2 separate regions of the Homo sapiens genome follow, and region 1 is linked to region 2. A link is a loop called in an ENCODE intact Hi-C map of the cell type or tissue named here. Cell type or tissue: Caco-2. All regions are shown on one strand. Links, peaks and the distances in the headings refer to the core of each region. The heading gives the core; the rest is flanking DNA.

What was found. Peaks named below come from ENCODE experiments on the same cell type or tissue, not always from the same donor. Only the 100,000 strongest peaks of a DNase experiment are listed, where the experiment ranks them.
Region 1: it touches region 2 in a loop (3-fold over the local background); 1 of 110 quality-filtered maps calls a loop at or near these places.

The regions. Positions count from the first base shown.
Region 1 is chr3:146,379,330-146,384,720 of GRCh38, forward strand. No RefSeq gene overlaps it. Among named protein-coding and RNA genes, the nearest start is that of PLSCR2, 88 kb to the right of the region's middle. In Caco-2, for the core only: a CTCF peak has its summit at 3,244; no DNase peak of the experiment used is centred there.
Region 2 is chr3:146,281,867-146,287,257 of GRCh38, forward strand. No RefSeq gene overlaps it. Among named protein-coding and RNA genes, the nearest start is that of PLSCR4, 33 kb to the left of the region's middle. In Caco-2, for the core only: no CTCF peak of the experiment used is centred there; DNase peaks (open chromatin) are centred at 2,125 and 2,485.

The DNA.
Region 1 (5,391 bases), core at 287-5,286, 98 kb after region 2:
CCATGAGCTGATGAAATCCATTATATAGTATTTTCATTTTGAATATTTCTTGTTTTCTGAAGGTCTGAATAAATCTTAAATTGAGTAAATCAGGAGGTACTAAGCTTCATGGTGGTTAAGAAAAGAGGGAAGAAGTATTTAAGTCTACAAAATGTATGTGTTTAAAATAATTATAAATGATATTTTATAGAGAATAATTTGAAGAAAATATAATGATCTTATCACTAAATTCATAAAAGTATAAATTGTGGATTATGTTTTTATATTTTTGATGACTTTGAATACCCAAGAATAGAGAAATAAAGTCCTTGCTTTCAGAAATAGGTGTAGCATGATGCTTTTCAGATTAAGAAAAGTAGTATAATATTTCTGCCTCTCCCTTAGTTCTGTTGTGCCTATATCTCATACTTCTGGCTGTGTTAATATCCATGGGTTGGACATGCTACTTTACTGTCAGTCCTATATATCCCCAAGATATTGTGTTAACATTTAAGGACCTGCAATAGGTACACAACTTAACGACTGAAACATTTGTAGTTTTATTTATATAGTCTATCTCAATTAAATCCAAAAAAGAGTCTCAAGATTACAAAAACTCCCAGTTAATACAGGCATCTTGAATTAGCCTACATGCCAACTTGACCACTGATGAGGAGATTCTTCAGTTTCTTTTCCTCAACACCAACTGGTTATATGGCTCAGGAATAGTGATGTTTGGGTAGCTCTCCTAGCTCTGAGAAAAGGTTTCTAAGTCAGCATGTGAGTTTCAGTACAGCTACAAAAAAAGAGCATGAACTCTGGACGATTTAACAACCCACTTTCCAACTCACTAACAGTAAGGTGACTTTGAGGAAGTCACCAAACTTTCTTTTGCCTCAGTATTTTCCACTGTAAAAAAGGGGTCACGTTATTACCTGAGAGGTTTATTGCAGGCTTAACTGTGTCAATAAATGTGAAGTACTCATGAAAGGAGCTGGTAGAAAGTAAATAATGTGCTAGCTGTTTTTTTTTTTTTTTTTTTTTTTTCCAGAGGCCTATATCACTGATCATTTATCTTGGAATAGGAAGTTCAAGTGCCACATCAATGCTGATCACTAGATTTGTGACCCTGGGCATTTTACATGATCCATGTGACTTTATGTTTTTCACTGGTAAAATGAGATTAATAATTCCTGTCCCCATTATCCCACAATGACTTGATAGGTTTTCTCTTGTGAAGGCTCATAGTGGTGCAGAATTTTTCTTGGCCTTTTCATCAGGCTCACAACAGGGGTGCCCCACTTACTTGGCCAACTATGCTCAACCCCTTGAAGGAGGCAGCACATGAGCAGGTTTGTGAGGGATCGAGCCAGCCATTCCAGGTGCCAGCAGGAGCAAGCTCTGTGCAACAGTGCCCAGGTGGGGTGCCTGTGACCCTGAGGCCCCAGAAGAGGTGATACAATGCTCCTTTAGTTCCGCTGGTTATGGATGGCTATGTGTTAACAGCTCATTTGGCCCCTTGCCTCATCATGTGGGGCGGCTTCCCTCCACCAGAGAGGGCAAAGGGCTAGTGTGACAGCCTTTTTTGGGTACCTGCACTCAGTGGGTCCTGAGCTCTTGCCTGGTGTCCAAGAAGAATGAGGTCGCATGGACACTTGAAGGATGCTGAACGTGAATAATTTTATTGAGCAATGGGAATGGCTCTCAGTGGAGAGGAGAGCTGCAGAGGGAATGGAAGGGCAGATAGCTCTCCCTGAAGTTCAGCCGTGTCTTCCCCAAAATCAAGCCATCTCTTCATTGCCAAAGTCCAGCCATCTTGTCTCCAAAGTCAAGCCATCTTGCTGAAGTCAAGCTGCCTCTCTCCCTTTACTGACTAAGTCTAGGGTCTTTATAGGTGAAGGATAGGAATGGGTTAGGCCATAGGTAGTTTTGGAAAAGGCAACATTCGATTGGTAAAACTACATTATTCAGAAAATACTAATCAGGAGAGAATAGGCAAACAAGAATAGAAATTCTCATTTTGGGCCACAGGTTTCAGGCTACTTTGGCTTGAATGTGGGATTTCACTGGACATCTGCCCCTATCTGCCTAGAATTTCTCTGCCTCCTGCCTCTACTAATGGTACACAACAGCAAACATCACACAATGCAGGTAGGAACTCACAGGCTAAGGGTGAGCAGGAACACACGTCTCTGGCTTTGCAATAGTCTGGAGAGATGTGCTTAGACCATGGGACTGGGTGCTGACAGAGGTCATCTGCCTTCTGCTGCTGTCTATTTTTAATTGAGTAAGTATAGCAATGATGTTTCTCAGGGGAATAGATACTTTAAGGTTTGGAGAAAGTTTTCTAACGATGTGCTGGAAAAAGCCAGCTCTCTAGCACTTGGAGACGGTGAAGAAATTTGCTGGGCCACCCAGAGAGACTGCTCCAGCACTCCTTTTCTTCATATAATTAAAGGACAAAATATAAGTAACATATTGTTAAAATAGTAAAGCATTACATAAATTAATTGAGTCTCTCTCTGAATAGCAAAAGGTAATAATGAAATACTGAAATGAAGAGTACGATTTTCTGTGTGGAGATTATAAAACACACATGAATATTATGTTCTAAATCTTCAATAGATGACTTCTATTGAAGTATTTTATTCATTCATTTATTTTTAGAGATGAGGTCTCACTCTGTCATGCAGGCTGGAGTACAGTGGTGCAATCATACCTGACTCTAATCTCAAACTCTTGGGCTCGCAGGATCCTGCTACCTCCTAAGTCACTGGGATTACAAGCATAAGCCACTGCACTCAGCTATTTAAATATTTTAAAATCCAATCTTAAAATAATCTTTTTAACGGTGAATCTTTAGTGCACAACTGGGGTGAGTGGTGAAATCAATGGCCAAGGAAATTAAAATAATAATTGAAAATGAACAAATTGTTTTACTTTAATAAAATTATATTTCTAAAATCAGCAGCAATATTTGAAAGCCACTACTTTGGATACATTCTTTTTTAAATAATAAAATCAGTTTTTTGTATATTCAGCAGAAGAAAATTTACATGTATATTTGTATATAATATTGGAGATTAAGTGGAAGTTTTAATTTGCATGGCCATATTTCAATGAGGAAGTAGAAAATTTTACATCTTGTTCAATATACAGTAGGTAATATGTGATAGAGCTAGAACTCAGATCTGCATGTGCTGTAGTTCAAAGCTATGGTTTCTCATTCTAGAAATATTTAGCTTGCTACAGTACACAAAGCGATACTGCCCTCTGGCCACTGCTGGCTTCATAGGCCTGATTGCCAGGTAGTCACATAGGACCCTGTGCTTGCATTAATGTGCTGCTGTTTCCATCCTGAATTCTTAATAATATTTGAAGAAGGAACATCACATTTTAGTTTTCACTGAGCTCAACAAATTATGTAGCTAGTCCTGCTTCTGGAAAATATCTTAACATCTCTTAAAATAGTCTCTGTGTTTGTAATGAATGTGATACAACCTATTCTAATTAATAAGAAAAATTGTCGCTGGACAACCATAAGACTGATCCATTTCTTTTCATTATTGGTAAAACAGCTTTACCTCTCAGATATCAGTTTCTCTTACCTATGACAATTGCACTTATTGACCCCAAATGTGCTTGCTTGTTGCTGAAGAGCTCTCTACCCATAATGATGCTTTCTGAAAGTTCTCCAAAGGAAAATACTCTACTGAGCCCTTCTGTAGCTGCCTAGAATGCTCTTCATTTGGTTTATGCAAACCTCTTAGCAAACCACAGGGGCAGTTGCAACTTTCTCTAGTTTACTGAGGGGATACTTTGGCCCTTCTTGCATCTATCTTCAAAATACTAAGTCTATGGGAAAGAGAGACAAAGAGGTGTTAAAACACTATCGATAAACTATATCTCCTATCTAGAAAGAATGTACAATTTTGATCTCGTGGTGTTTCTGTAGCACATTATGTAAATGTCTTTAATAGCCCTATCACCTCGTAGAGTTGTTGTTGGTTTAATTGTGTTTCTCCTCCCCTACTAGGCTCCTTAAGTAGTAGGATACAGCCTTGATCATCTATTTTTTTTTTATCTTTAGAGCCTGAAATGTAGCCCAAACTTTCATGGAGTGTTTATTAAAATGAAATGAAATAAAATGCCAAAGTTCCCCCTTTATTCAATGACTTTGGCAGTATATATTTCAATGACAATTATGCATATTTTCAGGTGAGTTATGTAGAAACTTCCCCAAACTAAAACTAATGAATCCTCAAAACAGATATGTAAGTGCTTCATTACCTAAAAGCAATGTTTCCAATTAGTTTCTGCTTCTGGGTTTTATTTTCCCAATGTGATTTAGCTAATGTTTTAGCTAAAGAGAAAGTGATCCACTTATTAATGTCCTAGCATAAGATAAAGTGAAACACTATTAGCATAAATCTTTCTCCAATAGCATTTGACAAAAACCATTGATAATTAGGTAGGCAACTACAAATTGATTTGTCAGACAGCAGGATCATAAAATGCCTTTTGTCCTTTTCTCATTTGATTTTCTTTGTCCTGGAATACTGCACTTATATATGAAATTAGTGTCTCTTGAATGACACAATGTGATTGAGGCCATCTTCATTGTAACGAAATAATTTTTCTACATTAATAAATGTTTTATATATATTATAATATGTAATATATCTAAATTTATAGTTTCAGAACAATTTTTATAACTATATATAGTTTTATAAGTAATAGAATCAATCTTCAAACTCATTAATCAGGTTAATAAAAATCTCAGCAACTGAAAACTATAATTAAATTTATTCAATCTGATAAGAGTATCTAGATGTTTCAGTTACACTTATGGGTATGTTATTAATATGCATATTCCAAATTTGGATAAAACTCTTAGAAATCTAATATGTTATCCATCATAATTGTGGCTACCATATTGTATGCCACAAAAATAACTAAATTATCTTGTCAAATGCTGATTATAATAAACTTCCACCAGATTTTTAACCATGGCTATTCTAAGTTTTTGTCACTCACAGTGATTATTTTGAACTCTTCTCTGAAAGCATGTGCAATCAGATTCAAGGAAAGACTAACAAGTATTTGTATGTCCTCTTAAATATAGGTTTCTAATATATTTAAGATCAATGGGCAAAATAAATTTTTTTCAAAACTTTAATGAAGAAACTGATGGGTTCATAAAATTTCTAATCAAGAACAAGCAGAACAAAAATTAATTACATGAGATTGGACAACTAGTGAAGATAATGTTTTTATGACATTTAAAACATTGTTGACTCTTTATTAAATTTTTTTTCCAAATGTAAGAAATTTTTGTTCTCTCAAACTATTTGAACTTTACAGAAATTTGGTAAAATATACATCTGAAAACAAAGATAGAAGGAATTGCTT
Region 2 (5,391 bases), core at 125-5,124:
GGGCCTAGGAGTTGTGCAGTTGCATGTGGCTTAATGTGTTACATCTTCATCTTGAAGATATTAATATTTTTTTAAAAGGGGCTCAGCATTTTTAGTCTGCCCTGGGCTCACTGAATTATGTAGCCAGTCCTGTTTTTGGAAAAGATACAGACAACTCTTTAAATAGTCTCTGTGTTTGTAATCAGTGTGATAAAAATATAGAGTAAGCAACCAGCAAAGTTGTTCCTGGACAACCCTGGGATCAGCATGCTCACTTGCTGAAGTGCTCTCCATCCATGGTGATGTCTTCTGGAGTTCTCCAAAAGAAGATACCCCACTGGGTCTTTCTGTAGCTGTCTAGAATGCTCTTTGTTAGGCTTGAGCACACCTCCTAGCAAGCCACAGGACATGGAACAAATATGACTTCTAAAATCCTCAAAGGATACTTTGAACCTTCTCAGAATTTATCTTCAAAATGAGAGACAAGTGGGAATTGATAGAAGAAGGGAAGAAGAGAGAGAATGAAGAAGGCAGGGAGAAAAAGAGAGAGAGGGAGAGGGAGTGAGAATAACAATGTCTATAGACTTTGTTATAGAAAAAGAATGTATTTATATCCTACCTGTAAAGATTGTATTGCTCTCTCATTTCATTTCTATAATGGCGTATATGAAGTTCTTTAATTCCCCCATCACCTGGTAGAGGTTTATATGTATTGCTCCTCTACTAACTTCTTTAAGTAGTGGAATATTGCCTTGATCATCTTCTTGGGCCACCAAAATTTTGGAAAATTTTGATGAAGTGTTTGGTGAAGTTAAACAAAATGAAATGACAGAGCTCTGCCTGTATTCAATGACTTTGGCATTTATATATTTCCATTAAAATTATGTGCTTTTCAGGTGAGTTACGTGAAGTTTCCTAAAACTAAAACTAAATGAATCTCCAAAATAGATGCGTAAGTCCTTCATTACCTAAAAGCAATGTTTCCAATTAGTTTCTGCCTCTAAGCTTTATTTTCCCAATGCAATTTAGCTAATGCTTTAGCTAAAGAGAAAGTAAGCCACTGATTAAATTAATGTTTTAGTAGAAGATTAAGTGAACTACTATTAGCGTAAATCCTTCTTCAATAGCATTTGACAAAACTGCTGCTAATTATCTAGCCAACTACAAATGTTCTTGCCAGGTAGTAGAATCATGAGGTTCTTTTTGCCTTTTCATTTTCTTTTTCTTTTTTTTTTTTAGTTGGATTTTATTTTTTCTGGAATATGTCACATTTTAAATAAGAGTGTCTCTTGAAAGACAATGTGATTGGGGCCATACTCCTCACAGAAAAAGACGATTTTTTTTTTTTTTAGTTGAGGATATACGATTTTCAAGAGCAATAATAGCACCAGTGTTCAAATCCATCAATCAAAACCCTGTGAATGCTAAAGAAAATTTAAAGAGGAAACAGTAATACCAATCTTACACCAATACTTTCAAAGAAAAATCATGATTCCCAACCTGTTTTATGAGGTCAGAACAGGGGTGTGCTGTAGTCAGTTTGCACAGGCTAACAAAAGTCAATTACAAATATCTCTTCCCAACTCTGCATTTCACATGTAATAACCACCATTGTATAACAAACAGAACTAAGCAAATTATAATGCCAACAAATATAGTTATAGTTCAGTGAGACAATATTAAAAATTTGGGAAAAACTTTGAAAAAAAGAAAAAATTGGAAATCTCAAGAAAAATAAAATCTCCTGTGTTCTCTTTGATCAAATTTACTTTGAAGTCTGTGCTCAACTTGACTAATGAAATAAATGTGCAAATGATAACTAATGAGACCAATATACTGACTTTTCCCAAATACATGGAAAAGTTGAAATACATTATAGTTAACCTCCATGCACCTGTCACCTACAACAAAACATCAATAGTTTTTTAAGGGTCCCAATTGTTTTTTTTAAAGCTGGTCCAATGTGCAGCTAAGTTTGAGAATCACTGCGTTAAATTATAGTGTTTCTCACACTTCAGTGACAATTTAAATTACACAGATTGGTGTTGGTTATTCTTTAACTTATTGGAGAGCAGCTGTGGGGAGTGGGCTTAACTAGGAGCTGGTATGTCTGGCCACATTCCAATGCTTCAAAGGAGTATCTTTCTCCTTGAGCACAGTGTTTATAGATAAGAGCAGGTCACATTCTGATCATGGGAACATGATGGCAATAAGGAGGCTTTCCTACTCAGAGGCCTCCTGTGGCTTTCCACAACTTATTGTTCCATATTTTTATGGCCAGTTTATACAAGCACCCCATAAGCCTTTTTCCCAACACAGATTGCTATGTCCCATTTCCAGAGTTTCTGATCCAGTAGGTCTAGAGTTGGACCCATGAATTTGCCTTTTGTAGAAGTTCCCAGATGATGTTAATGTCACTGACTCAAAGCCACATTTGAGTAACACTCTGCTCTGGAAAGGGAGATAAGAGATAAAGGAAAACAAGGGGATAATTGAGTAGGCAATGTCCTTTGGGAGGCTGGAAGCAACCAGTGCACCAGTGGTTTGGTTGTCTTTGTGACAGGAAGAAAGGAAGACACTTTTTTCTTTGTGACAAGTAAAAAAAGAAAGTATGAATGTAAATTCAAATAAGTTTATTGGTGGATGGATTAACAGGAAGTTAAGGAAGGTCTGCACAGATGATTTCAAACATCTTAGGCTAACACTGGGGATCTAGAATGGTCAAGTATATCTGATACATACATAGTCATGAAGTCATAATCTACAACATTTATTCATGTGGTGGCAAAATTACATTCCAGACCACTCTATACATTATCACACTGATAATATATGTAAACAGGACCTATTTGACCAGGAAGTGTGTGCTGTTGTAAACACATTTATTTTAGCATTCTTTTTTTTTTTTTTTTTTGCATAAAAACCAAGAAAGCAGTACTCCCTTACTAGTGTTCCCAACATCTGCACAATAGCAAAGATGACTCTTGCTTAGAAGTAAGGAATACCTTTGGACAGTGATTCAAGAGACATGTGGGTTATAAACCTATGGAATCTAAATTAAATGAACCTAATCAAAACAAGAAAACTCCTCTGTTTATATATTATTTGAAATATTGACAATTTTTCAAAATTATCGTGCAAGCTTTGCATGTGAAACAGATGTCAACTGGTTCAATTGCACTGCCCTTTGCACCGGGAATGATGATCCTTATGAAGGCTGTGGAACTCTTTGGAGAACTTGTACTGCTATGAAATGTTCCATTGAATGACATACTGCAGTTTTAAAAAATCCATTGTCCTGTTGACAATGATGAACTGTTTGTAGGCTGTTCCATTATGAATAAAATGGCTATAAACATTCTTCTACAAGTTATTTTGTGGAAATGTGTTTTCATTTCTCTTGAGTGTAAAATGGCTATAAACATTCTTCTACAAATGATTTTGTGGATATGCGTTTTCATTTCTCTTGAGTGAATACTTAGGAGTTGAATTACTATGTCAAAAATTAATGTATGTTTGGTTTGATAAGAAATTGCCAGAGTTTTTCCAATGTGGTTGTACCATATTATACTCCCTTCAGCAATGTAGGAGAGTTAGAACTGGTCTACATTCTCCCCAAAGCTTAGTGATGTCATTGTTTTTCATTTTAGCCATTCTGGTGACATATGTGGGTATCTTCTTCTAACTTTAATTTTTGTGTGGACCAAATGACATTGAGCAGTTTTTTGTGTACTTTATTGGCTATTTGTATCTCTTCCTTTGTCAGATATCTGTAAAAATATTTTGCTCACTTTTAATTAATTTTGTCTTTTAACTGTTTGGTTATAATAAGTTTTTATATGTATACTGAGGATAGAAGTCGTTTGTCAGATATATGTTTGCAAATACTTCTTGCTAGTTTTTCCATTCTTTTTTTGTCTTTCAATGACAAATTTTTAATTTTGTGAAGTCCAATTTATGACTTTTTTCTGTTATGATTACTGCTTTCTAATTCTGTCTAGGAAACTTTTGCTTAGCCTCATTACAAAGGTTTGTTTGTAATGTTTATGTCTGTATGTTTATTTTGCTAAAAGTATTACATAGTGTTTGAAGTTAATGATTCCCATAAAGCTATCCAGTTGTTCTCGAACTGTTATTGAAAAAACTTTCTATTTCCATTGGATTCCTTTGGCATCTTTTTCAAAACTTGATTTACCATCAATGTGTGCTTATATTTCTGGACTTTATTCTATTGTGCTGATCTGTTTATCAATACCTATGCCAGTACCATATTATCTTGATTACTATAGCTTTACAGTAAATATTAGGGTTAGATAATGTAAGTCTTCCAAATTTGTTCTTTTTTTTCTTTCAAAATTGCTTTAGCTATTCTAGGTCCTTTGTATTTCCATACAAATTTTAGAATCAAATTTTACAAAATCCCCTGCTGGGATTCTGTTTGGGATTGCATTGTATCTATAGATCAATTTGGGGTGGATTGTTGTCTTAAAAATATTAGGTCTTCAAATTGATGAACTTTATCAAATGAACCCCATGTATTTAGGTCCTTTTTATTTAACATTTCATCAATATATTATAGTTTTCAATGTGAATGTCGTTTATATCTTTGTGTCAAATTTATTTCAAAATATTTTATGTTTTTAATGCCATTATAAGTAAAATTATTTCTCTGAGTTTTAAATTTTTCTCTGTCAATATATGAAAATACAATTGAGTTTTAAATTTTAATCCTGTATCCTGTGAACTTATTTATTATTTTCAGTATCTTTATTGTATTTTCCTTACAATTTTCTGTTAAAAATTATGTCATCTATATATAGACATAGTTTTATTCATTTCTTTTATAACTTTAGTCTTCTAAATATTTTTAATCCCTTACTGCAATTAGCAAGGACCTTCAGTAGAATATTCAAAATAAATGGTAGAAGTGGGTATCCTTGGCTTTTTTCAGATCTCAGAGGAACAGTTCTCAGTGTTTCTGCATTAAGCAGATTTTTCATAGACGCCCTTTGTCAGGTTGAGAAAGTTTCTTACTATTCCTAGTTTGCTGAGAATTGTTATCATGAATAAATTTTTATAAGTTATTTTCATAATTTTTTAAGTGATTGCATTGTTTCTGTCTTTTATTTTGTTAATATGGTGACTTACATTGGTTGGCTTGTGAATGTTAAACCAGCCATGCATTCTTAGAATAAGTCCTTTAATTGAGATGTATTCTTATATATATAGTAAAATTGCTAGTATTGTGTTAAAGTCTTTTTTGTTCCTTTGTTTATATAATTTTCCTTTTTTAGTAATATCTTTGTTAGGTTTTGAAATTAAAGTTATACCGGCATCGTAAAACCAATTATAAAGTGCATCTTCCTTTTATATTTTGTCAAAGAGTTTTTGTAATATCGGTACTATTTATTT